Regions from separate parts of the Mus musculus genome. Here region 1 is linked to region 2. Evidence: chromatin loops called from intact Hi-C (ENCODE). Cell type or tissue: left cerebral cortex. All regions are shown on one strand. Each heading gives the region's core, and the rest is flanking DNA. Links, peaks and the distances in the headings are about the cores only.

Region 1 (5,576 bases), core at 131-5,130, 230 kb after region 2:
AATATTAGACATGTTACTGGTAGACATGCTACCCGGGTAAAATTAACTGAATTTCAAGGGCTAAGTAGGAATAAGAAAATAAAAAATATTACATTCATAATTTTTATTATATATTTAAAAGATATTTCACATCTACTGGTTTAAATGACTTATTAAAATTGTTTCTTTTTGTACTTTCAAATGTAGCTAACAGGAAATTTAAAATTATGTATATGGTTTGAAATAGATTCTACTACATAGTGCTGAATATCAGAGGAAGTTTACAGTCACTGACGGGACCCTAATCCAAAATGAATCAGAATTTGGAAGGCAGGATACCAATACGTGCATTTTCAAGGTACCCCTTAAATAATTCCAACCATCCTTAAAACAGAATGAAAGAAAAATATTGAGGCTAGAAAAATTAGCTAAGCTTTTTAAAAAGGTGACCAGGTTTATTGTAAGTCTTCAGCCATTGTTCAGCTGCCAGGAGAAAGACTCCAAATCCTTGGAGTTTCCCAAGCACTGGGAGAGTATTTTGTTATTCATGCATCCTATCTGAGCTTATGCTAAGAGGTCACATGACTCCAGATAGAAGCTAGTCACTAGAAACACCAACTATGTGCTTAGAGGGTTACGGCTTTATGCTAACCTGACCTCTGGGGAGGAGAGATTGAGTACATTCGTGTGGCCTATGATTTGCTCAATCGTGCCTATGAAATGAAACCTTGATAAAAACCTGACACAAGCTTGTTGGAGTTTCCTGGCTAGTGAACACATTGATGTGCTGAGAATGTGGCGTGCCTGGATTCCGCAGAAAAAGAACAAAGAAGCTGCATCTGAAGCCCTCCCACACTTCCCTCCATATGTTTTATTTGCCTGGTTCTGATCTATATTCTCTATAATACAGCTAAAATAAAGCACAATGGCCACACTATAACCCTAGCAGGCACAAGACTGAGACAGGAGGACTGTGAATTGGAGGGGGGAGGGGCAGGCAGCCTGAGTTACATAGTGAGAGCCTGTTCAACAAACAAAAATTTGATAGAACTGCAAATAAAATTGTGAAGCTTATTTATTCAACGAGAAGCTGTAGAGACTACCAGCTCTGTAGAGCACTGGACAAAACTGTGGGCGGCCTGGGGCTGCTCCATGGGGGGGTGAGCACTTATCTGATAGTTTTGATCAAACCAGATTTTGGGTAGAAATCAAAATTAAATTATAGTACATCAATTGGTATCAGAATATGTTTATAATTTCAAATATTATAAATATATATATATATATATATATATATGCAAATATAAAATCTTACCCAATGTTAAATCAAGTAGCAAATCTGTAACTTTCTGAATAAGATTTTCGTTGAAATTAAATATATCCTTCCATGATCGAATGTTATCATCTGATCATAAACTAAAAATGGCTTTAGAGCTTAAAAAAATTTACACATTTTATAGACTTGAGGGTTGGGGTGTGTGTGTGCACATGCTTGCCTGCCTCTTCCTCCTCAGCATGGGGTTACAAATGCATGCCCTGTACCTGTCTTTAATGTGGGTGCTAGGGATCTAAGCTTGGGTCCTCATCTTTGTGTGGTAAGAGCTTTACTGACTAAGCCACTTCCCAGCAGTTTTTATGGTTTTCACAAAGATTATTTATCCTTACTTTACATTTATCTTTACCTGCATAGGTATAGAAATACCACTTCTATTAATAGTGATGGCATTCCTGCAGCTTTAATATTACCCACAAGATCAAGAAAAACATCAGGATCTATAGATTATACTTCTTTTCAAATCTGACCTTTATCCATAGGGGTATTTACATTATGGATGTTGGGAGGGACAAAAATATTTTGGATCCATGTCAGGATAAAATAAGATTGACCACCTTTATGTAGAAAGGTGAGCATGGCTTCTAAATGAAACAGTTAAGCATTTCAATTTCTAGTCAACTTTTTTCTCGAAACTAGACATACAGATTCAAACTGTAAAAGATGTGGCTACTGCGATGACTCAGACAATAAAGGTATTTGCCAGCCAAGCACGATGGCTGACCAGGCTCATTTCCTAGATCTACATGGTGGAAGGAGAGGATCAACTCCTGCAAGTTGTCTTTACACACACAGATACAGACACATAAATGTAAAAAGTAAGATAGGGTCAGAACAATTCAAAAGACCAGGGGAGCAATGTGGAAGGAAGTCAGGAGGAGCTCTGCAGGCTGACTACAAATCACTGCCACAGGAAAGAGGCAGGAGAAAAGCAGGAAAAAAGAGAGGTTGTCTTGAGAATTACAAAGCATTAAGTATAGCATGTAGTTCTCTACAATTATTCAAGGAATGCAGGAAAAGAAAGAAGACCTGATGTGGAGCCCGTATGTGCCACAAGTACTTCGCTGTTCGATGAAGGACAACCATTCGTTTCTAGAAAATGAGATTCTGAAATCCACAGAGGCAAAAATGTACTGAGAGATGCTTGCTAAATCAAGGATATATGCTTTTCTCTGCCAGCCACAAGACACTTTTTGAGGTGGAAAAGTGAAAGGATCATCTAAGACAAAGAAGAGACGTACTTTTCCTGAAGATGCCTCTGTTCATCTGCCGACCGCTGCTGGATCAACAGTGGCATCCAGTGGCCAACGCTCTCAGCACAGACTGCTTTGTCTCCAGAAAGGCCCTATTGCTTTGGGTGAAGTGGCAATTCAGAACAAAACCATTTCTGATGTCTATAACGAAGGATCCCCAAAGACATAGTGGTTTGTAACACCAGTGAAGGACCAAGGCAATAAAGAAGAAATGGAGAGGAGCAGGGTATGATTGGCTGTGGTATTTTTATTTCCTGTGGTCTTACTAAAAACAATAAAAATACAGGATGGGATGAACATATGTATGGCTTGGAGTTCTTGGAATTTCATTGCCACAGAATATTTTTAATAAGTATATAAATAAATTATTTTCATTTTAAACCCAAAGCAAAACAAATTTAAATATGCACATTTTAAAGGACTTAGGGAAAGAAAAATAATGGAACTAGATGGCCAATTAAGTCATTAATTTATATTCAAAAAGTCTGGCTCTCAAGTATGACTTTTAAAAAATGGCTGATGAAATTCCAACTGCTAAATTCAGGTGTCAGTGTTACGGGAGGCAAAGACTGGTCAGGTGGACCAGCCCACAGACAGCACAAGGGCAGGCCAAAGCAGAACTTGTACACAGGTTGCTGCCTGTTCAACCACTGCCTTATTTTGGAGTGGTAGGGAGGGTCTGGCAAGTCAAACGCTCATGGGGAAAGAAGAGAAGGAATAAAAAGAAGGTAGGAAAGAAAAGAGGGAGGGAGAGAGGGAGGAGGTTCTTTAATTACTTATACAAGCAAGAATGAACAAGATATCCCTGACCATCTGTCATAACTAAACCATACTGTATCTCCCCAGATGAAGACATAGGTATCAAGAAGCACCTCCTTCAGGGTTCATTCAAGTCTGCCCATTTGTTTACCTACATTTCTCGCTATAAGTATCAAGGAACTGGCATTTAGTGCCCCTCTTAATTGTACCTTACTAGGTCACTGGCTAGCTCAGGTGCATGTGCCAGCTCAACTCACCTGTTTGGATGGGATGTGGGCAGCATGAACTGAAATTCCACCACACAGGTGTTGTCCTTAAGCTGGCGGTGTTGTACGCTGTTGAGTTCATAGGCAATGTAAGCCCTTCGAACATACACCTGGTTAAAAAGTAATCCTCAGTAAATACACTTTGAAAACAGAAATGAAGACAATGGCTGCACCAAGGACGTCTTGAAAAGACACATCTGTTACCGAGATGGCAGTTTGCCGTGAGGTAAGAGGGTGCAAGACCCTTAAAGCTGGGGTTTTAATGTTTTACCTATGACTCTAACTACAGCAAAATAAAATGAAAACAAGGCAGCACCGCTGCATACCCAGGGGCATGGCAAACCTTTCCTATTACCCTAAACACTGGCAGTTTTAGCTTTAGCAAAAGACACCATACAGAATCATAACTACTAATTTATTAGCATAACGGTTCCAACAGAAGATTAGTGAGAAAAGTAAGAGGTGCTGATTCCAGGCTACATTGAGGAATTAAGAGGGAAAACAGAAAATCACTGTCATGGTCAACTTTTTATCTATCTTATACCCCTCCACCCATCTTAACTGCTCCAGGTCAGTATTGAAGCATTTCTATCCTCAACCATATGTAAAAGCAGGAGGCATAATGTAACACAACAACTCAAACTCACTAACCTGATTCAGTACTTAAAGAAACTGCAACAGACTGCATCTCTGCAAAACCCAGCAGCCCCCCACCCCAAACTTCATGTTCAGTTTGCCAAGCACATGCAATGCTACATGAGGTTCTGTCAGCATGAGAGGCACAGAAGGAGGCGTCGTATTAGACGACATGAAAGCCTGGAAAAACACCAAGATATTTCAAATATCTGATACTTTACATTTTACCCACAGAATACAAATAAAAATTATCTGAGAAAGCTAGCAACAGACTATGTGATCTTCTATTACATGAAATCATTGAAAACACATCTCCCTACTGCTTTCAAAATATATCTACTTGACAATGTTAAGAAATCATTCAGGGTCTGCAATTTTTGTGTTTAATGAGGTGGTGTGCTGTGATGCAAAAGTCTTTGGAGTCAAGCTGACCAAATGCAAACTCCTCTGGTTAATATGTGGTTTTCTTTGGCAAGTCCCCTGACCTCACAGCCTCGTTTGTGTTTGTTTGCTTACTTGTTTTTAACTTTATAAAGCAGCTGTAGGGTTAGATGAAAACATAAAGCACCCAAACCGCAGTTCACGGCAGAACTAATATTTGGCTCTAGTAACAAAACGGTACGGTAATATGTGCGGATCAACCATACAGCTTTCACTTATGCTACTGTGAGTCTTAACTCTTTCTAAAATGGAAAAATTCAAGTACCTGGACAGAATAGACTATTGGAAAACCTGGCAGCCGTTTCCCTATTATTTGACCCAGAAGCTGGCAATGAATGCAGATAAAACATCAGCTAAAGCACCTGACTCTGAGCATTCAGCATTTCAGAAGAAAAGAGGAAGAGAAAAGAACTGACAGCAGAACAGACATAAAAACCATGGAAAGGCCGTGTGACACACCAACACTCACCTCCAGAGCTGCCATCCTCACCACCTGGTTGCTGTGGTAAAAAAAGTTTGGGAGGACATCGAAAATAGATGTTTCCGAGAGGATGAGTTTCTGGAAGGCAAAAGGATATTGACGTTCTCAGTAAGATCTAAGAATTCTGCTGGTGAATGAGCATCATGGTTCTGGTTCTCCTTCCTGAGCTATTGTGGAGAACATAACACCTTGTCCCACAGGGCTGCCTTGAGGATTATATTGGTTAGACACGTAAAACTGTTAGAACTGTTTATTGAAATATACCAATAATATGCCAATATATGTATGTGCTTATGAGTACTATCCTCTCGGACCTCTACTTGTACTTCCTAAATACTGCCTAAGACTCCACTGTCAGAAATCCCAGGCTTGAAAGGTAATGGAAACCCTAGATATCAACTACGAACCACATAATTAAAAAGATCCCT
Region 2 (5,576 bases), core at 307-5,306:
TCCTGCCACTTCGCAGTTCAGGGAGCAGATAAGAGGGAGGTGAACCCCAAACCCCTGTCTTTTCTCCGCAGGGCAGATTGCTCACTTTTAAGCCCCTTTCTGCACAGCCCATCTGTTCACCATCCTACACTTAAGAGGTTGAAACTTCTTCCGGAAGCTCCACTGCCCTTTACTGGCCCTCCAAGTCCAGTAGCACTCCCCGCTGGAGTCCTTTACCTGCCATTCAAGAAAGAAGGAGCTCCTGAGCTTTGAGTGGTCTCTCCCTCGCTCATGTCTTCACTTCCCTTAATTGCATCTTAAGCTCTACCATTCTTCCTCTGTCCTCCCTTCCAGGAAGAAGATTCCTGGGGTAGGAAAGCAATTGGGAGGGTGGTGGTTGGGGTATATGTGACTACTTCCTAAAAAAAAAAAATGGGTTCCCAAGTCAGGAGCAGACAGGAGAGGGAGCATTGGTAAGCAGGCTCGGGGCACCTGTACCTTACACTGTTTGCTCAGATCTGCCTCACACAGGCCAACAGTGTCCTGTATGCACAACAGCTTCAAGGTGGGCTCTGCCCTGCTTCCTTTTCTCTTTCCACCCTGTTCTCCTCACCTTAAAGGGCAGGTTTCTAAGCACCTGAAATAATGAGGGAGGAGGATCTAGGAGAATAGAATTTACTAAGTGTGGGGTAGGAGAACATTTTTGTTCTCTGTGCCCAAGGCTACTGCACCTCATAGAGAACATGTTTTGCTATGGAGGCTCTAACACAGACTCGACTGCAAGCGCAGCGGAGAGGACCTTAAAGAACAAGCTCTCTAAACTACTCTCAGCCATACAGCAATTTTCTTCGCCTGAGTCTTCGCCTAGTCTGACATTCTTTGGCTCTCCACGTCTGAAAGGCTTTACCCTAAAACAGTTGCTTTTTTTTTTTCTATTGTCTAGGCTTGGTCATCTTCACTCAAGGACCAGTTAGGACAGGAACATGAGACATGCCACAAGAAAGTAGAAATCTCTTAAATTTCTTAAATTCGGAAATCTACCTGAATCTGAGGGTGTCTGAATTGTCTTCCAGTGGATTCTACTGGGGAGCTACCAGTTGCCTACGTTGCTGGCTTTGGGATCCAGCTGGCCTGGAGTATACTTAAAAAATGGCACTGGCCTGGGGACTTAGAACTGGAAGAGCTCCTGCTTAGTGTACAGAACACTCTGGGTTCAGCCCCTAGCTCTAAATAAACAGGGTGTAGTGGCAGGCACATGTCTCTAATCCCAGTGGAGACAGGAGGGTCAAGAAATTCAGGGTCATCTTCAATTACATGATGTGTAGGAGGCAAGAGACTGTCTTAACATACAAACAGGCATGGACACAGTGTCTATTATTCAAGTCGTTTTTTCTTTTTTTTTTTTTTCTGGATTCTTCTGAGGCAGCTTTCCTGTTATAGTAGATTCTAGGTCTCCATGGAGGAAGACCTCCAACAGATCAGTATAGACAGACCACTTTACACTCAAATTTGTCATTCCTCGGTGCAGTTCATGTTTCCTGCCCTTCTAGACTGGTCACTGTGTGGAGAGAGAGTCTAACTTACACATCCTATATTTCATCTAGCAGTGCTTGCCACAGTAGTGGGCGTCAAGGGATGCTCCATGAAAAGAAAAACGAATGCAAAGTGATGGCATAGCTTCATGGGCCTGGGTGCAATTACATTTATCACATTAAGGTCTTTGTGTATTTTGAGTCTGGCCATCTAATACCAGAACTGAGTGAAGGGTTTCTCTTCTCCCATCTTCACTAGTTTCGGGGGTCTGACTGAGTCACTCCATCTTTGAACAGAAAAGCTGTTAATATCAACGCTTCTGTAGTAGAGTAATTCTACCCCCCTGCCCCTCCCTGTGATTGCCCAGGCAAGAGGGTACAAGAAGCTACAGAAACAATCTTGATTTGTGGTACAACCATCGCGATTCCTAATTATTTCTATCAATAAAGATCGCACCTCGCCGCACACTTAACACACGCAGGCCTCTCAGATCCTGGCCCGAAGCTGTGTGCCTGGCCGCAGGCTCCTCTACCCTGAGAAAAGCCCCGTTTTGAGTCCCGGGTCTGTGCTTGCTCGAGTGTGTACCTGAGGTTTGAGAGGCTTATCCTTCACTCCCTTTCACAAACCAGCCAGCCACCAGCAGCCACAGCTACTTTACGCTTAATTCCTAAACCAAGCTCGCACAAAGCTCGAGGCGTTATTTCGTGCTTAGGGGACCCTGGCAGCTCAGAGCACAATCAACCTTTCTCGCTCCAAGCGGTCACGTGCTCCGGCGCGCTCCCGCGCCGCGCGTCCGAGGGGCCTCCGGCGCACGCGCGTTCGGGCGGCTCGCAACCCTGCCACGGTTTCGGGCGCCTGCGTCTCAGCTTAGCAGCCCAGTGGTGACGCGACGCCCCGCCCCTCCGGCGCGCGCGCGCCTCCCGGAAGTTGCCTACTGGGATTCTAAACGCCGCCTCCGCGAGGTCTCCGCCTTGAGTTGCCAAGTAGAGTCTGGGCCGTAGCGCCACTGCTGCGAGTGTCGGGCCGGGGGGCTCGGGCTGCAGTGCAGGTTCACGAGCGCAGCGCCGGCAGTGACCTGGTGACCATGGCGGCGCCGCAGCCCTTGGCTCTGCAGCTGGAACAGTTGCTGAATCCGAGACCGCGTGAGGCGGATCCTGAGGCCGACCCGGAGGAGGGTGAGGCCTGACTGGGGCTAACCACGTGCAGAGCAGTGGCTCCGACTTCAAGGGCCGCTGGTGCTTGGACCTGCTCGCCTTCCCTTTTCGCTGGGGGAAAATTGTCTCTTGGGAGGGTGGCGTGAGCAGTAATCCAGCATTCTAGACTCTGGGGGTGGGCGGGACATCAGGACCCTGGCGGGGAGTTGCAGGCAGCCGGCTGGCAGCAGTTTAGGATGCCACTTTTCTTGGTATTACCTTCGAAAGGAGAAAGAAGCCTGATGAGTTTCAGGTTTTTGTGTGTTTGAAACTGACTGCTTCTAAAATCTTCATGAGAATGAAAATGATTACCCGATGCTGTTTAGCCATGTTTATTTAGGCCTTAAGCCATTTGTCCACATTCTGATGACAGACTGATTCTTCATAAACCTGTTCTGAGACCGGCTGGGAGTAATTGTGCTTTAGACTTGGGTCAGGGAGGTGTGAGAAAGACAACTGGAGGGGTGTCATGAGTGTCTATAGCACCCAATGACTGTCACATATTGAGGAAGAATTAAGGACCCTGGGCATGTAGCCGATAACACTTGATGCACTGGATTTAATTTTCAGAACCTCTGAAAAAGAAAAACAATAAAAAACACCATGGAAAAGCAAGGAAGAATCAGATTTATACGTTCCTAGATTTATAAGTTCCAAGGCATAAAAACATGTCTCCTAGTAGTTGCAGGGAGTTAGCTCTCTGTTTAGAAATAGATAGCAATATGACAGCAGTCTCCTTAGAAACCAGAAGTCAACTCCCTATTCCTGTAAGTTAGTTATGTTATGTTATAGAGGACACAATGAATCAAGGGCTGGGGTGGAGCCCAGTACTAAGAGTACTCACCTAGTACAGGAAGGTGGGGTGTGGGGTTGAAATGGCTTAAGTGGGTTCCTGTTAAAGTATTTTTCTAACCTAAGATTCTATTTTTCTCCCTCCCCAACAGCCACTAGAGCCAGAGTGATTGACAGGTTTGATGAAGGGGAAGAGGAGAAAGATGATCTGGCAGTGAGTAGCATTAGAAAGTTGGCACCAGTCTCCCTCTTGGACACCGACAAAAGGTATTCTGGCAAGACCACTTCTAGGAAAGCTTGGAAAGAAGACCATTGGGAGCAGGCTCTGCCAAGTTCATCTGGTGAGTAGACATTTTCACCCCAAACTCTTCTCTTGGCTTAGTTCTGTATGGTTAAACTGTTTTGTTTCTGGATTCTTTCTGGAAGTCTGTGGGTCTCCACTTAATTTAGGAGAGACCATTGAATTGGTACTTGGAAGGGCCTTAGAGGTCAGCATGTTACTTTAAAAAGGATGCTAAAGGGCTGGAGAGATGGCTCCGTGGTTAAGAGCACTGACTGCTCTTCCAGAGGTCCTGAGTTTGATTCCCAGCAACCACATGGTGGCTCATAACCATCTGTAATGGGATCCGATGCCCTATTCCGGTGTGTGTGGAGACAGCTACATAAACATAAAATAAATAAATAATTCTTTAAAAAAAAAAAGGATGCTAAAGCCCAGTTAGGCTTTGTTTCCTGTTAGCGTTTTAGAGATGATAGAAACGTAGTGAGTTCGTGCAGTTGAATAGAGCACAATAACATGTTTGTTCTGTCATATAAGCTCCCACAGATTAACTGGAATGAAAGATGTGGCCTGGTATTTTTCTCTAGGTAACTCCTTTCCCCTTTTTTCCCCTTATAATTTAGATAACGAAGCATCTGATGAGGGAGGATCTGAAGATGGGGATTCAGAGGGCCTGGGCCTGGAGGAGATCTCAGAAGATGTTGACGAAGACTTAGAAGGTGAGGGCGAGGATAGTTCTTTTATCTCAGAATTAGGAGAGACTGAAGCAGGGGAATCAGGAGTTCAAGGCCAGCCTGAGCTACACAGTAAGTTCTGCACTAGCATGTGCTACACCTGAGACCCTGTCTTAAAAAACAAACAGACAAACAGAAACCTAACACTCGAGGTTACCAAGTTCAGGTTAGTGGCTCACCCTGAAATGAGGGGGAAACTGGGCAGAGCATAATGGGTATTGACAGAGCTGTGTGGTTAAAAAAGTTCACATGCCCATGGTGCGTTTTATATTTTGACTCTTTTTGTTTTTCAGGTCTTTTATTGATTTCCTGTGTATTAGTTACTCGTGAAACTGGCCTTTTGTCATTGTAAATGATAACATAATGCTTCCAATCTTTCCCGAGAAAGAATTAGCTTATAGTTTTTTTTTTTTTTTTTTTTTTAAACAGTGTGACTTTTTTTTTTTTTTAAGATTTATTTATTTATTATATGTAAGTACACTGTAGCTGTCCTCAGACACTCCAGAAAAGGCGCCAGATCTTGTTACGGATGGTTGTGAGCCACCATATGGTTGCTGGGAATTGAACTCATGACCTTCAGAAGAGCAGTCAGTGTTCTTAACCGCTGAGCCATCTCTCCAGCCCCCTAGCTTATAGTTTTAAGCAGTAGTACATTTCTCAAGGTGGAAGAAGTCTCTAGATATGGATATCGAGAGGATGCAATTTGTTTTAGGGAGGTCAGTGGAGCTATGTTGAGAATCTACTGATAATATCCAAGGATCTGTCATTCAGGTTATGATATGTATGATCCAGTCCTTGATATAGTTGGAGGAGCTTATCAGGCTTTGTCTACATAGTGTGTTTCAGGCTACCAGGACTCATGCTTTGTTTGTTTTCCTTTAGCATTTTAGAGATGATAGAAACGTAGGAAGTTTGTGCAGTTGAATAGAGCACAATAACATGATTGTTCTGTCATATAAGCTCCCACAGATTAACTGGAATGAAAGATGTGGCCTGATATTTTTCTCTAGGTAACTCCTTTCCCCCATTTTTTTTTTCCTCATGATTTAGACAACAAAATATCTG

Evidence for each region. A loop is a pair of places that touch in the nucleus more often than their neighbours do. Peaks named below come from ENCODE experiments on the same cell type or tissue, not always from the same donor. Only the 100,000 strongest peaks of a DNase experiment are listed, where the experiment ranks them.
Region 1: a loop joins it to region 2, with 2.1 times the contacts of the local background. A loop is called at or near these places in 1 of 42 quality-filtered maps.

What each region holds. Positions count from the first base shown.
Region 1 is chr11:84,278,516-84,284,091 of GRCm38, reverse strand. Acaca (acetyl-Coenzyme A carboxylase alpha) reads right to left here. Exons shown (of 54, transcript NM_133360.2): 26 at 5,137-5,226; 27 at 3,582-3,700. Among named protein-coding and RNA genes, the nearest start is that of Acaca, 86 kb to the right of the region's middle. In left cerebral cortex, for the core only: a CTCF peak has its summit at 2,608; DNase peaks (open chromatin) are centred at 843 and 2,587.
Region 2 is chr11:84,510,403-84,515,978 of GRCm38, reverse strand. Aatf (apoptosis antagonizing transcription factor) reads left to right here and starts at 2,478. Exons shown (of 13, transcript NM_019816.1): 1 at 2,478-2,687; 2 at 3,650-3,838; 3 at 4,401-4,496; 4 at 5,562-5,576. The coding sequence starts at 2,597. In left cerebral cortex, for the core only: no CTCF peak of the experiment used is centred there; a DNase peak (open chromatin) is centred at 2,347; H3K4me3 peaks cover 1,697 bases; H3K27ac peaks cover 751 bases.